Regions from separate parts of the Homo sapiens genome. Here region 1 is linked to region 2. Evidence: chromatin loops called from intact Hi-C (ENCODE). Cell type or tissue: heart left ventricle. All regions are shown on one strand. Links, peaks and the distances in the headings refer to the core of each region. The heading gives the core; the rest is flanking DNA.

Region 1 (8,346 bases), core at 272-8,271, 90 kb after region 2:
TGTGCCTATAGAGATTTCTGGTGTCTCTTCCTCTTGTAAGGACACCAGTCCTATCAGATTAGGGCCCCACCCTTCTGACTTCATTTAATCCTGTTGTCTCCTCATACACCCTATCTTTAAATACAGTCACATTAGGTGTTAGGGCTTTAACATACAAATTTTAGGGAGACACAAACATTTAGTCCATAACACAGGCCCCATGCAAATTGGAAGATACAATCAGAAAATCTCCAGAATGGGTATTAAAAGCATCTCAGCCTTAGCTGGCTAACACTCTTGACTTTGAAGAAGTGTAACAGTAAATGTCAATATCATTGCTATGGTTCTGCTCCAAATTTCACGCTGCCTTCTTATCTTCAAATTCAAAATGAGAGAAAAGGTCAAAAATATTTCAAGATATAGTATACTGAAAAGATACATTTTTAAAATATTCAATGGAATTCCTTCATTTTTTTCTTTCTCCGCTTTCCTAAACATATTTAATTTCTTAGCTCCCAGAAAATCATTGTTTTTAGGTATTTCTTAGAGTTTTCTGACACTCTTCATGCTCAATTTGTGTTCTAATACATATAATTATTTTTCATACAAATGATTAAAAATTTGCTCAAAAGACTAAATTTAAAAAGCAAATATATAATTTTTATCCATTTGTTAACTTATTTTCAAAGTAATGTGTCATTTGAATTCAACTAGTTTTGTTTTCTTTTATTTTGTTTTTTAATGTGCTTGCTTGATTGGTTAACCACTGCATCTGTGCAGACATGAAAGACAGAAGAAATTGAAGAGGGCAGAATAAAAACCATTTTACATGTCCTAGAATTTTTCCAGAAACTCTAAGAGATTTGAGTAGGAGAGAGGCAGTGTGTATTTGTATTGCTTGGAAGCAGCTGCAGTAGCAAACTGAAACAAAGCAAGTCATTCTCTGTCTCTTCTCAGTATGTGAAAGCAAATAAATTTTTTTAAAAAAAAGATATAGCTTGTGGAAAAGAGTCTATTCTGTTCTCCTCATTATTTTAGCAAGAGGTATCATTTTCTCTGTGGTGACTGTGGGAGTGTGACCGTGAAGTTATCTACCACGTCTCATTACATTTTAGCTTAATAGGAATATGGATAATTTCAGCCTTGCTACCAGGTGATTGTAAATGTGCTGATTATCTGTGTCTCCTCTGAATTGGTAAGAGTACAGTCCGCTCCATCACTTGTTTTGTTTGTCAGGAGGAAGAAATTTTTTTGTGGACCCTGTTTAAGCTAAGTTCTAATAGAATTAGAATGCCAGATCTTATTAAAAAAAAAAAACTGGTCGTATCAGAGATTAATGTATCCTCCATACTAATAAATTTACAAAACTTTAATAACAGCCAACGTAAAGTACATTAGAATTTTTCTCAACACCCAAATTATGAAAGTATACATGTGATTGATAGTAAACATGTTTTTATTTTTTATGTTTCCTGCCTAGTAATTTATCTACAAAACAAACATTTATAATATTACTTCTTAGGCTTTTTGAATGCTAATGACATTTTAGAATTCACATCTCCTCTTACAATTCAAAACAGGGGCACATTTAGTGCTATAATGTATTTAAAGTGCTCCTTTTAGAATTGTCCTATGTGGTAAAGATGATAATGTTCCCTGCTGATCATCATTTGTTTTAAGCTAAGAGAATAAATCCAAATTTTTAACTAGATCTATCCTTTTCTAAACTTTCAAGTGAATTTCAGACTCAAAGATAACAGTCCTGCAATCTGCCATGATCACTGCCACTGCTCCAGCCCATAGCACAGTGCCTGGCATACAATATAAATATGTATTGAACAAATAAATAAATGAATGAATCACCCTCATAACCTTTCTCCTCTGCATTTGTTTCACATTGGCCAACACTAACATAAAACACCAGATAAATTTTAAGTGAAGTAAAACAATCTAGTGGTTCCCAAATGCTAGCAAATAAAATAGACTAAGGTAGGTCAAGATAAACCTGAAAGAAGACAAATCCTAGAGAAATTCAGTGACACAGACAAAAACATGTATGCAAACTTTAAAAAGAATATATATGAATAAATCATTGTGCTTTTAAATAAAAATGCACTTCCACAAGCAAATAGTCACACAATGATGAAGTGGTATTTCTAAAGTTTTATGCAAAGCGTTTTTCTTGCTCTCTACCTGTTCATTTACCCAAAGGCATTTTTCTCTTATTGAAAATTCACTTACAGCACAGAGTTCATTCAGGAAAAGAATCACAGCTCTTCTTATGTGATACAGAAACTGTGAACTATCTTGTGTCACTTTTGTTTTAATCTATGTGGACATATATAGTTGTCTAGGAAGAGAGATGGAGGCCAATGATAATAAAAATGATGCCACATGGATGTATGCTTCAGCTTTCCCTACAAACAACAAGCCATTCCAATCCTGGCTCTGGATTCATTTATTTATTGTCAACACTCATTTTTGGTTTATTGTTTTGTTCATCAGTTCCTTCGTCACCCAGTCGCTTGTTTTGTGCCTCCAAGTCTCAGTCAATTCATACGAATGACTTGAATGCCCCCAAATCAAACGAGTTTTGAACCTGATTACCTCCTCCACTCTTGGCTGCAGAGGTTGAAATATTATAGTCCTTCAAGGCATAAACCATGTACTTCAAATAGGAAGCAGTTATGTGCCTTAGTAGCTGACCAAGTGAAAAGTGTCTGTGAGCCCAAATTTATTCCAATATTTGTTTTTAGGTAGTATTTTGCAAGATTTCTAAAATGCAGAATTCTAAGTTTTCTAATAGCAAAGTAATTTAGGTTGGCTTACTTTATATCGATCTGTTCTTTTTTTATTTTTTTATTGTTTCTATTAAGGAGACCAGAAAGAAAATGCAGCATTTCAAAATGCCTGTTCTTCCCCAGTGATGGGAAAGGAGGGCTGCGAGGGGGGGGAAGGACCCAGCATGCTGCAAGCACACAGGCATGGCGCAGGAGCGTCAAAACAAGGCAGCAGTGGCTACTCAGTACCTCTGCCCATTCACAGTGGGATGCAGCTTTTTGATTTAGACACATTAAGGCTGCTAGTCTTCTCTGAGGGTGTGGAAATGAAATATATGTTTCTGGGTTCCTGGTTCTGGTAAGAATCAGACAGCCCAGGCTTAATGAAGGGTCTACCTACAGCCAGACACTCTCAGAGAGCCAGACCTCTGGCCAGCAAAGGCAAACTCCAGGGTCCCAATGCCAGTGGCTACAGCAGTACTCTCATTAGCTGCAGAAAGATGGTGCCTTCATTGTCACTGATACTGAGAATAGTGAGGAGGGTGACAGGCAGGCAGAGGCTACTGTTGGAATAAATATAAAGCAATGAGATCGTCTCAAAGAAACCACAGGAACAAATGATGTTTTGTTTCGATAGCATGGGGAAGAAGCTACGGACAATTCTGACAGAATGTCATTTATTGCAAGTGTGACACATTTGTTTGAGTGTGAGGGAAAGAAAGTCAACTGTTAATTTTCTGCTAATGAAGAGATGGATCTAGAAATGCTTCTAGGAGTCTCCAGAAACCTGTTTCTCCTACTCCTAAAACTAAGGAAGCTGACATTGATTTTCATTATTGAGACTGTGTGCCAGGACAATAACACAATGTGTATGCCACCTCTCACCTCCATTAATTCTCACATTTGTATGCAAAAGATGCAAAGATGCAAAATGTTTTATAAATCATGAGACCCAGAAAAAACAATCTCGTTATGGGGGAACTAAAATCAAAATATACAAGAGTTGTTTCAACTACTTTCTTGACAGTATCTAGTTCTTCAGATGGTCAAGAAAGAAAGCTCTCAGAGGCCAGAAAACAATCCATGATACCACAGTGCTCAGATGCATGATTTCAGTTTACTCATAGCATATAAACGACAAATGCTTCTTTATAATTCAGTCAGAGTTCAACTAAAGAAGCAGACTCAAGAAGTAGTATATATTAAAGGACCTACTACAAGTAATTTGCTTTACACGATTGATTTTTGTGTCCAAAATCAGTCAGGTGTGTGCTCAGGAAGGAAAGATCAAAAGCAGGCCGGAACCCTGTAAGACCCAGCTGAGGCTTTAAGGCCAAAGGTGATCAGAAAAGAAGGAAACAGCAGGCTGAAGCCCAAGGACCATGAGATCAGGAAAGGCCTGAAGCTGCCTGAGAAGGCTCACTTGCTTGGATGATCTCCCTTTAGATTAATTTAGGGACTTCACTGAAATCTGCAAAATCTCTTCACAGCAGCAACTAGACTCCTGTTTTACTGGGTAGTTTGTAACTGTAGCTCAGCCTAGCTAAATTGCCCATTACAAAGTTATCATGGCAGCGATTGTCCTTCCTGCTTTGAAAATACATTAACACATTCTTGAGAGTACACCTGATTGTACATTCTAAAACAATTTTTTAAAAACTTCTACAATAAAAGGCAGTTAAAACACTTCCCACCATTTCCTGTCTGGGGGTTACATGGGGGCTGGTGCGCTGAGCAGTTGGAACAGACTCCAGGAACGCTCCTACATTCAGATGGAGGGTGAGAACAGATAAGCTTTGACACTTTCAAGTAGACGTTCTGTGCTAGCCTGCTCTCTAATGACTTAGCACGTCATCAGAAATGGCTATAGGAAAAAGTGCCAAGTTTTAGTCTAAAGATTCTTGTCGACCGGGCGCGGTGGCTCACGCCTGTAATCCCAGCACTTTGGGAGGATGAGGCGGGCGGATCACAAGGTCAAAGAATAGAGACCATCCTGGCCAACATGGTAAAACCCCGTCTCTACTAAGAATACAAAAATTAGCCGGGGATGGTGGCGGGCGCATGTAGTCCCAGCTACTCGGGTTCAAAGAGAATCGCTTGAACCCGGGAGGTGGAGGCTGCAGTGAGCCGAGATCGCGGCACTGCACTCCAGCCTGGGGACAGAGCAAGACTCCGTCTCCAAAAAAAAAAAAAAAAAAAAAAAAAAAAAAAAGATTATTGTCTGCCAACAAGAAACTCAGAACACAAGTGAACACAGTTCTCTGGCTGACACGCCTTCCCTTCAGCGCAGGATGAGTGGTCACTGAAGGGAAGCTGCAGGGAGACTGGGGCCACGATGGAATTCCATCACTCACAGACCATGCTCATCATGTGATAACATAAGCAGGACTTTTATACAAGAGTTGGGCACCCCTCTCACCACTGATTTTTTTTTGTCTCTTTTTTTGTGTGTGTTACAAGAGGAGAGAATTTTTCTTCTTTTATTTTCTTTTCCTTTCTTTTAACAGTTTTACAAACTGAAGTCAAGAGTACTTTCAATCAGGTCTCCCACAGGGAAAGAAAAAAAGCCAATGGAATTACCAGAGCCCTTTCTTCTCTTTTCTCTTCCAGGTAGGAGGGAGGGATCCCAAGGCTATGGGCTGGGAAAATGAGTAAGTAAAAAATAAACTAAATGCAAGGAAGTGGGAGGGTACTGCAAGGGCGAAGAAAGAAATTAACCATACCTTTTTCTTTTACTTTTTCTTTTTTAACCTTATGGTTTAAATATAAATTGAAGGTCTTGAATAAATTTGGAAAGGAAAAGAAACACCATTCTCTCAAAGTACATTAAAGGTATAATTATTAAAAAAGGAAATGGAACTAAAACATGTCAGATTTTTAACCTTTTCTTTACATTTTATCTAGACATCTTTTTACTAGAAATATTGTAGAAAGTTAATACTTGCCCCAGCAAATGCCAAGCAGTGGCACCTGTCCATTTTCCATAGAATCCTACTTTGTGAAGCACCAAAATGCCCGGCTCTGAGTTTCTGCATACACTGCCCAGAAACCACTGTTCAGATTTTAAGCCATAGTTTGCTTTCTTCCATTTTTTAACACTTTGGGGTTCTTATACAACATTTTATGAGCCATGGAGTATGCTTCAGGTAGATCATCCAGAAAAGTACGTGGGGACACTGTTGTGGGGGTGTTAGACAATTTATGAGACATTTATTGCTTGGTCAGCATGAATTTCTGGCATTCAGTTTTGAGCATTAGTTGCTGATAGATTAGTCTTGCCCTTTTAATCAGGGTTAGCCTAATCAATTGTCATTTTAAATGTGACTTTGAATAGTTCAAATGGGTACACTACCAAAAAGTATAATTTGATTCCAATGGTCTCTGTATCGTGTGGAGTGATGTCAGGAACAAGCTCAACAAGAAGTCAAAAAATAAATGTCATCATCTGAAAATGGAAGTTTTTCACCCCACATTTACAGGTTTCTTCAAGTTCCTTCATTAGTCTCTTGCAGATCCCTATCTTAGAGCTAGGTCCCTATCCTATTTACTATGCCTTTGCTATTCATGTTTAGTCTGCATTTTAAACAAGCATAATACAACTATAGTTTATTTGTTTTGGCGAGTCCCAGGGTATCATGCTTAAACATCACTTGTAAGACATGAGAATAGTAATAGAACTGTGTTTTCAATCTATGGTTTGTACATATTCGACCACACAGAATTCAATGTTACCTTACAGACTTCCTTGGTTAAATGAATAATAGAATGCAAAAATAATACAGAAAAAATATTATATTTATACTTTAGATTTCAAAAAATTCAGGTTCTTAATTTTGGAGTACAACTAGGACTAGGATGCATTGATTTGGCTTACTGTGAACAAAGAATTGTGTATCCTCAATCAATACTGTTGATGTTGTTAAACACCCATGTTTGTTTATTGGCTCTTCACTGTAACCTTTGGTGACAATGATAAGATCTTGATCACAGAAATGTAGACATCTTTAAGCAGCTACATTCTATGTACTTAAAACTAGTGGATTTTTCCCATCTGGGAAGATGTAGTCAAAATATTTGTCTCAATTTTTCTTGCTAAGTACAATTAAAAACCCTGAACACTGTACATAGTACAACCACAAGAAGATTCTGAACGGTGGGGAAAAAAAAAGACTGACTGACAAGGGACAGTCAGCCTAGCAAGCCAGAAAACTTTTAAACAATGATTGCTCTACTACAGCCAAATAACACAGAAAACATTATGGCCAGCTGAACCTCAGTGGGTAGTCTAGGCTTTCATCATAGCCGGGTTGTAACAAAGAGTCCCAACTCCCCTTTCCCATCCCTGCTACCATCAAGGTGTTATCAGATAAGGCCAAGTGAAAAGCTGATATTTTCATCCCTGCTGGGAGGGTAATGAGACGCCCTTTCAACCTCAGTGTTAGTGGAGACCATGTGAAGAGCCCAGATTTCAACCCAGCAGTACAAAGATGCCCCTCCCTTTTCCTTCTACGGTGGTACCACGGGAGGCATAGTGAAGAGTCAGGACCTCCACTACTATCTAGTGGATAGTTCCCATGGTGGACAGAGGGTGTAGCAAAAAGACACTACGCATCACAGCCAGGGAGGTAACAGTGGAGGCCTAGCGGAAAGCCAGAACTCCTGTGTTCAAGCAGTTGTCAGTGAGTGTTTGAACCCACCTCAACTGTCAATTGTGGCCAAATGGGGGGCCTACACTTCTGCCCACATCTGGTAATAAAAAGGCAGCACACCAGTCTTCCCCAACCAGAATGGCATCAGAGAATACATGCTCAAAAAGATTTAAGTAAAATCCAGAGACTCAAAACATAATCTACAAAATGTCCACATTTAAATTGCAAGTTACTTGTCATACCAAGAACCAAGAAGAACTCAAACTGAATGAAAAAACATAATTGAAAGATGCCAACCCTGAGATGTCAGAGTGTAAAAGTATCTGACAAAAATTTTAAAGCGGCCATTACTAAAATAATTTAACAATTACTATTGTGCTTGAAACCATAAAGAAAAAAATAGAAAAATCAAAAAAGAACCAAATGAAATTTATAAAACTGGAAAATATATAGCTGAAAGGAAAAATAGAAAATGAAAAAGCTTTCGTTATTGGCTCAACAACAGAAAAGATGAGACAGAAGAAAACATCATTGAACCTGATAAATGAAACAATATAAATTTCCTAACCTAAACAACAGAGAATAAATGGAAATTAAGAGAGAGAGAGACAGAGAGTGCAACCATGGCCTCGGGGATCTATGGGACTATACAAATGATACAACATTGATGTTATGAGTCCTGAAGGAAAGGAGAAAGACAGTGGGGTTAAAAATGCTTACACCTGTAATCCCAGCACTTTGGGAGGCCGAGACAGTCAGATCACCTGAGGTAGGGAGTTTGGGACCAGCCTGGCCAAAATGCTGAAGCCCTGTCTCTACTAAACATACAAAAATTATCTGGCTGTGGTGGTGCATGCCTGTAATCCCAGATAACTGGGAGGCTGAGACACAAGAATTACTTGAACCTGGGAGGTGAAGTTTGCAGTAAGCCAAGATCA
Region 2 (8,346 bases), core at 188-8,187:
GTTTTTCAAGTCATAAATAATTCAATTATTAACATATTTGTGCCTACAGCTTGTACTTAGACTACTTTTCTTGGATATAATTCTAACATTAAAATTACCAGGTAGTGTATGAATAATTTAAGGACATTTAACTCATAATGCCAAATTGCTTTTCCCAAGTGTTGGGCTAACTTATACTTCCAACAAGCAGTATTAGAACATTGCTTTTCCAATAGTATTGACATTTTAGGGCATTATTTTTAATAGTGACTAATTTCATAGAACTCTCATTCCTTGTATCTACTATGTAATAAAAATACAGCACTCATATATCACCCATATATATGTCTCATTTATAAACCACTCAATTTGTCTCCCCATGTAGATAAATAAATAAGCTTCTCAAAGACACCTATAAGCAAATACCTTCCTAATAGAGGGGGCACAAACAGACTGAGCACTCAACTTGTTTAAATCATGTAAGGGTAAAAAGTGTCTTACCTGTGTGATGTCATCAAACTATCAAGAAATGAGACCATGCTTTGAGAAGTTCCAGGTTCAAATCAGGTAGACAGTTCCAACACTGATTTAGCATGCATAGGAGCGATTAGACAAGAAGGCCAAGAACAGGCTGAGTAAGTAGTACAGATGTCAAGTCTGTACAACCAAAACGTTAGGAATCAAACAGTCCATATAAAACCAAACAGGTAAAAAGATTATGGGGAGAGAGAAACATCAACTAATGAATGAATGAATGAGGCATAAGATTAAGTGATAGGAGGGGCAAAGCTTAAGTAGTTCCTGACCTGTGGCACAGATTCCTGGAGCAAAGTGCTAGTTACTGAGAGTTAATATTTGTATAAAATGCTTGGAACAGTGGCTGGTACATATTAAGTACTACATAAGAGTTTGTTAAATTTCTTCATTCCTACCACCAGCATATACAGAGACCAAATCAATACAAATAGCAAAGTTAGTATAACATGCTAGTTTTGAAATGATTAATATGTAATATGTTTTTGGAAATTATTAGTTGATTTATTCCTTTACTCACAAATATTTATTCAGTGTTTAATATGTGTCAAGCTCCCTCTAGTTGACAGATATATAGCAGTCAATAAAACAGATAAAGCCCCTACTTAGAGAGAGGCATTAAATGAACTAAGAATAAAATACACTATCAGGTTGCAAAAATTTCAAAATAAAATTATATAAGGCATTAGATATAGTATGACTGAGGATGACATTTGAGACAGAATAATCCAAGCAATCCTCTATCATGTGATGCTACTTCATAAGAGACCTGATGGAAGTGAATAAATAAACCATACAAACCTCATACACTTGTGTTCTGGGAAGACAGCCCAGTAAATACAAAGACTCTGAGGCATGCCATGTGTATTCACGGAACATTAAGAGGCCTGGATAACTGGAGTTCGGTGTGTGAAAAAGAAAGACATTGGATGTGAATTAAGAGTGGTAGCTAGAGTCGGCCGGGCGTGGTGGCTCACGCCTGTAATCCCATCACTTTGGGAGGCGGATCACGAGGTCAGGAGATCGAGACCATCCTGGCTAACACAGTGAAACCCCGTCTCCACTAAAAATACAAAAAATTAGCCGGGCATGGTGGTGGGCGCCTGTGGTCCCAGCTGCTCTGGAGGCTGAGGCAGGAGAATGGTGTGAACCCGGGAGGCGGAGCTTGCAGTGAGAAAAAAAAAAAAAAAGAGTGGTAGCTAGAGTCTGGACTCTGCAGGGTCTCACACTTGTAAAAAAGTTTACATGTTATTTTAGGTATGTAGGGAAGTCACTGTAGAATTCTGAGCAGAAAAAATCAGAGATACATTTTTAAAGGTCCATTTTGTAACGATGGGTATGCCATCGCAAGTATGGGTGGTAAACAATAAGTTAAAAGAGGTTGCAATGGAAATTTGGACTAATGTTATGATAGAAATGATTTTTAGAAAACAGTAAGTCAGGATGTAATTGACATACAGCAAAGGTGATTTGCTCATGAATTTAATAGAAGCAAGAGAAAGGGTGAAGTTAGGGGTACATTTGATTTTTGAAATGCGCAGCTTAGTGAATGGTGATGTATTTACCAAGGAAAAGTAGTGAGATATATCATTCAAGAGTTCAGCTGGATTCAAAGACATAATTGTGGAACTGAGAAGCACATTAAGTATATTTACATGCAATGGTTTAGATGAGATTGCTTATAGAGTAAGCATAAATATAAGAGAAAAGAGTTAAGGACTGTGCCCTGGTGTACTCTAACATTTAGAGCTAAGAAAATTAAGAAGAATTGGATGAAGGTTAGTGAAATGGGTGGGGAAGGAAGCAGAAGAGAGTGGTATCCAGCAGCTAAAAGATTCTGATGATTCAAGGAGAGTACAATGGAATACTATTCATCTATAGAAAAGAATGAAATATTGCCATTCATGGCCACATGGATGGAACTGGAGGATATTATGCTCAGTGAAATAAGCCAGGAACAGAGTTAAACGCTGCATGTTTTCACTCATATATGGAAGCTAAACAAAATTGATTTCATAGAAGTAAAAAGTAAAATGGAAACTGGAAAGATTAGGGGGGATAGGGAGATGGGGAGAGAGTTGCTAAAGGATACTAAATTACAGCTAGATAGAAGGAATAAGTTCTAGGGTTTTATAACCCTGCAGGATGACTATAATTAATAATAATATATAGATTCAGGTAGCTAGAAGGAGAATAATGTCCCCAACACAAGGAAATGATAAATGTTTGAGGTGACAGATATGCTAATTTCTCTGATCTGATAACTATATATTAGATGTATTGAAACATCACTAGGTACTCCATGAATATGTGCAATTATTATTTGTCAATTAAAAAATAAAATATTTTTAAAAAGAAGAAGCACACAATTAACTATGTCAAATGCTGCTGATAATTAAGATGAGAACCATGAAATTACTGCTGGGCCCAGTGATGTGGAGGTATTGTATTTTAAAATAAACAAATAATAATTATATATATTTATGGGGTACAATGTAATATTTTGGTGCAGGTCTACATTTTGGAATGATTAAATCAAGCTAATTAACATATCCATCCCCTCACATCATTTTTTTGTGGTGAGATTAAAGTCTATTCTTTTAGAAATTTGAAAATATACAACACATTATTATTAACTATGGTCATTAAGCTATGAATAGAGTACTAAAGTTTATTGCTCTTCTCTGCTAAACTTTGTAACCTTTTGGCCAACTTTTCCCTTTTCCCCATGCCAACCCCCAGGCTTCCAGCCTCTGGTAATCACCACTCTACTCTCTACTTCTGTGAGTTCAACTTTTTAGATTCCACATATAAGTGAGATTATGCAATATTTATCTTTCTGTGCCTGACTTATTTCACTTAGCATCATTACCTCCAGGTGCATCTATAATGTTACAAATGACAGAATTTCCTTTTTAAGTCCCTATAGCATTCCACTCTATGTAGATACATTTTCTTTTCTTTTTCCTTTTCTTTTCTTCCTTTTTCTGTGAGACAGAGTCTGGCTCTGTCGCCCAGGCTGGAGGGCAGTGGCGCAATCTCAGCTCAGTGCAATCTCCACCTCCCAGGTTTAAATGATTCTCATACCTGAGCCAACCAAGTGGTAGCTGGGATTACAGGTGTGTGCCACTATGCCCAGCTAATTTTTGATGGGGTCTTGCTATGTTGGCCAGGCTGGTCTTGAACTTCTACTCTCAAGTGACCCGCCTACATCCATATTTTCTTTATCCATCCATCTATTGATGAGCACTTAGATTGATCCATGTCTTGCCCATTGTGAATAATGCCTTAGTGAACATGGGAGCAACTTTTTCTTTGGCGTAGTAATTTTAATTACTATGGATATACATTCACAAGTGGGATTATTAGATCATACGGTAGTTCTATGTTTAGTTTTTACATGAATCTCCATACTGTTTTCCATAATGACTGCATTAATTTACATTCTCACCATGAATGTACCAGGGTTCCCTTTTCTTCACATCCTCACCAACGTTTGTTCTCTTTCTCCAAAGAAGACATAGAAATGTCCAGATATATGAAAAACACTCAATATCACTACTCATCAGGGAAATTCAAATTAAAAGCACAATAAGATATCCCTCACACCTGTTAAAGTGAACTATCAAAAAGTGGAGGTCTTTTATGACCTACACTTGAGGGATAACAGATGAATGGTGTGTATAATGAACTGACTGAGATTCAAAGAATTTGTGAAAATGGAAATTTAGAGGAACATACATAACTTTCAACTTATTTGTGAAGTGAACTTATATCAAAGGAAATTCGGGGGTCAAGAATAATGGTTTTAAGATGAGAAATATGGCTTATCTAAACGCTGCTGTCAATGTTCTAGTAAGAAGGGGGAAATTGATCATGCAAGAGAGAAAGAGACAACTGCAAGAGTGAAGCCTTGGAAAAAATACATGTGATGGAACCAAGTGGCCTGTGCAGCATAGGTAGTTTATCTAAGGTGACAGAAGAGCAGGCAGCAAAGAGCTATGGATTAAAGTAAGTGGTAGGCATATTGGTAAAAGAATGGAAATTATTTTCCCATTCACTTGTATTTTCACAGTGATTGAAAAACAATATCATTCGCTGAGGATGTGAAAAGCAGAGGTAGGATTACCCAGTGAGGTGGGAGAGAAATGAAAGAGCATTGCATGGTAACACTGAGGACACATCTGAGGGTTTTTGTCTTGAATTTTGTATGACAACAGTAAACATGGTTCTCTGTTTTTCTCATTTAGAGTCTAGAATGCAGTCATATGTAAGTGAAGAACTGAGTGAGTTCAATGAATGAAAAGAGGAAGAAGAGAGTTAAGGATGGATGAAAGAAACCTAAGCTAGGTAAGGAAGACCATGAGGAATGACAATCCAAAGGTGGTAAACCCCACTGCAGGACAAAGTCCAAATAATTATTAGAGCTGGGTAACTAGGAGAACCAGAGATAGGAAATTAAGAGCTTATAAACAGGGAATGGGATGCTTGAAATTGAGATTTTGGAAATGATACAATTATTGGTACTGATAAAATCTAGGTTATGATCTTGAAGTGGGTGGCTGAGGTGAAAAAAGAGGGACTTTTCAGCAGTTTGGAAATTTGGGAACTGGCATATTATTGGATGCACCATCTACAAATATAGTGAAATCATAAGAATGATGACAAGGATGTCAGCAACTTAACATACAAATTATCATCCTCCCCCTCCTTAGGCCTAGGCTCACAAACTGGCTTGCTGTCTCTCTTCACACCTAACCACTTCACCCAATCCCCTCTATATCCACACCTCCACAGCTTCTTCCTGGAGTTGGACACCTGTTGCTGGAATATGCCTCACACTTACAAAACTGGAGGCTTAATATTCACGAAGAAGAAAGTTATCATCAAGGGTCAACTTTAGATGAAGTTCCTGATGGAGCTGCAAGGCCATGCACAAATAAATTACCCATTTTCTTTTGTGCAACTCATGAGACTGTTCTTTTAGGACCAAGGAATTTATTTCCCTACTCAGAAAAGGAAAAGTATAGCAAACCAATTAAATGGACAGGTTTTAATGAAGGCTTCAGGCAGAAAGATAACAATCCAAAGTTAAAAATTTCAAATCCATAGACATCAACTAAACAATCAAGCACATCATCTGATATTGAAGTTGAAGTGAAAGGAACTAATGATTAAAAGGAAGATATTGACCATGAAGAAAAAGGCAGCAAAAAGGATATGACTAAAGTAATTGACAGAACCACTCTGAGAGCTTCCAGAATAGAAAGACAGAAAACAAGTAGAAAATGAGGATGCAGGAGTTGTGAAAACATCTCTTAATCTAAAAATGAATCAAAAACAGGCAAAACTGCAACTACATAAGTCAAGGCTCCAAAATCAAAGGCAAACCTGAAATAGTGAATGGTCTGTCCTTCAGAGAGCAGCATGGCAAGTGAGGAAGATAAAAATAAGAAAAAAAAGGTCAAGAGAAAAGCACCTTAAGGGATAAAGAGGGCAGAAGGAAGAAGAAAAGCCAAGAAAAAGCTCAAATAAAGGAAGAAAGAAGTTGAATAATAAGTGACAAAATTACCTCAGCAAGAATTATCTCAACATCTGATTCTGAAGGAGAAAGAGACGATCAAGAAGGTGAAAAAATTAGAAAAAGAGAAAAGATGAAAAAATATTCGGGCTATTCACAGATGTAATATTCTGATAGGCCAACATAAGAAAGAAGCAGCATCTATAAAACATATGCAATAGGAACAAATGGAAACTGTGCAGCAAAATAAAGACAAAGGAAGAAGCCAGAAGAACAAGAAGTATCAATGGAGTCTCAGCTTCCAAGGATACATGACTACATGAAAAACTCACTCAAGATTGGCAGTCTTGATGGGAACAGATATATCGAAGCAACAATACAGGCAACAAGTTCAAAATCACAGAGAGATTATGAGAACACAAAAGAAATATAACAAGTCAAAGTTAGTCAGGTACTTATGAAAAAGTCTACAATATTTGAGACAGACATACCTGGGAGATATTAACAGTTCCAGTACCTGGGAGGTATTAACAGTTGCAGGGCAGGGCACAGTGGCTCATGCCTGTAATCCCAGCACTTTGTGAGACCGAAGCAGGTGGATCACCTGAGGCCAGGAGTTTGAGGCCAGCATGGCCAACATGGTGAAACCCTGTCTCTACTAAAAATACAAAAATTAGCCAGGTGTGGTGGCACACGTGTGTAGTCCCAGCTACTCGGGAGGCTGAGACAGGAGAATCGCTCGAACCCAGGAAGCGGAGGTTGCAGTGAGCCAAGATTGTGCCACTGCACATCAGCCTGAGTGACAGAGCAAGACTCCATCTCAAAAAAAAAGTTCCAGTTCCAGACCACTGCAATAAATCCAATATCGAAATAAGCGAATCACGTGAAAGTTTTGGTTGACCAGTGCATGTAAAAGTTATGTCTAAAATATGTATACAAATTTTTATGTCTAAAATATGTATACACTTTTATGAAAAAATACCTTATTGCTAAAAAATGCTAACGATTATCTGAGTCTTCAAGTCACAATCCTTTGGTTAGTGGAGTGTCATGCCTCCATGTTGATGGCTGCTGAGTAATCAGGGTGGTGGTTCTGAAGGTTGGGGTGGCTGTGGCAATTTCTTAAAAAAAGACAGTGAAGTTTACACACTGATTCTTCCTTTCATGAAATAGTGCTTTGTAACATAGCATGCTGTTTGGCAGCATTTTACCCAAAGTAGAACTTCTTTCAAAATTGGAGTTAATTTTCTCACATCCTGCCACTGCTTTATTAACTAAGTCTATGTAATATTGTAAATCCTTTGTTATCATTTTAGCAATGTTCACAGTATCTTCACTAGGGGTAGATTCTGTCTTAAGAAATTATATTATTTGCTTATCTGTAATAAACAGCTCTTCATCCATTCAAGTTTTATCATGAGATTGCAGCAATTCACTCACATGTTCAGGCTCCATTTCTAATTCTTGCGCTGTTTTTATTTCCATTACATCCACAGTTACTTCCTCCACTGAAGTCTTTAACTCCTCACAGTCATCTATGAGGGTCGGAATAAACTTCTTTCAAATTCCTGCTAATGTTGATATTTTGACCTGCTCCTATGAGTCACAAATGTTCTTAATGGCATCTAGAATGGTGAATATTTTCCAGAAGGTTTTCAATTTACTTCACCCAGGTCCATCAGAGGAATCACACTCTATAGCCACTATAGGCTTACAAAACGTATTTCTTACATAACAAGACTTGAACAAAGTCAAAACTGCTCCTTGATCTATGGGCTGGAGATGGATGTTATCAGGCATGAAAACAGTATTAATCTCCTTGTGCACCTCCCCCAGAGCTCTCAGGTAACCAGGTGCATTGTCAATGAGCAGTAACATTTTGAGAGAAATGTTTTTGTCCGGGTAATGTCTCAACAGTGGGATTAAAATAGTTAGGAAATCATGCTGTAAACAGATGTGCTGTCACCTAGGCTTTGTTGTTCCATTTACAGAGCACAGGCAGAGTAGATTTTACTTAATTCTTAAAAGCCTAGGATTTTCAGAATGGTCAATGAGCATCAGCTTCAACTTAAAGTCACCAGTTCATTAGCCCCTAACAAAAGAGTCAGCCTGTCCTTTGAAGCTTTGAAGCCAGGCATTGACTTTTCCTCTCTGGCTATGAAAGTCCTCGATGGCATTTTCTTCTAATATAAGGCTGTTTTGTCTACATTGAAAATCTGTTGTTTGGTGCAGCTGCCATCAATGATGTTAGGTAGATCTTCTGGATAATTTGCTGCAGCTTCTACATCAGCATTTGCTGCTTCTCCTTGTAT

Evidence for each region. A loop is a pair of places that touch in the nucleus more often than their neighbours do. Peaks named below come from ENCODE experiments on the same cell type or tissue, not always from the same donor. Only the 100,000 strongest peaks of a DNase experiment are listed, where the experiment ranks them.
Region 1: a loop joins it to region 2, with 2.0 times the contacts of the local background. A loop is called at or near these places in 2 of 110 quality-filtered maps.

The regions. Positions count from the first base shown.
Region 1 is chr4:175,371,423-175,379,768 of GRCh38, forward strand. No RefSeq gene overlaps it. Among named protein-coding and RNA genes, the nearest start is that of GPM6A-DT, 410 kb to the right of the region's middle. In heart left ventricle, for the core only: no CTCF peak of the experiment used is centred there; no DNase peak of the experiment used is centred there; H3K27ac peaks cover 338 bases.
Region 2 is chr4:175,281,262-175,289,607 of GRCh38, forward strand. It overlaps the pseudogene LOC100129957. Among named protein-coding and RNA genes, the nearest start is that of ADAM29, 370 kb to the left of the region's middle. In heart left ventricle, for the core only: no CTCF peak of the experiment used is centred there; no DNase peak of the experiment used is centred there.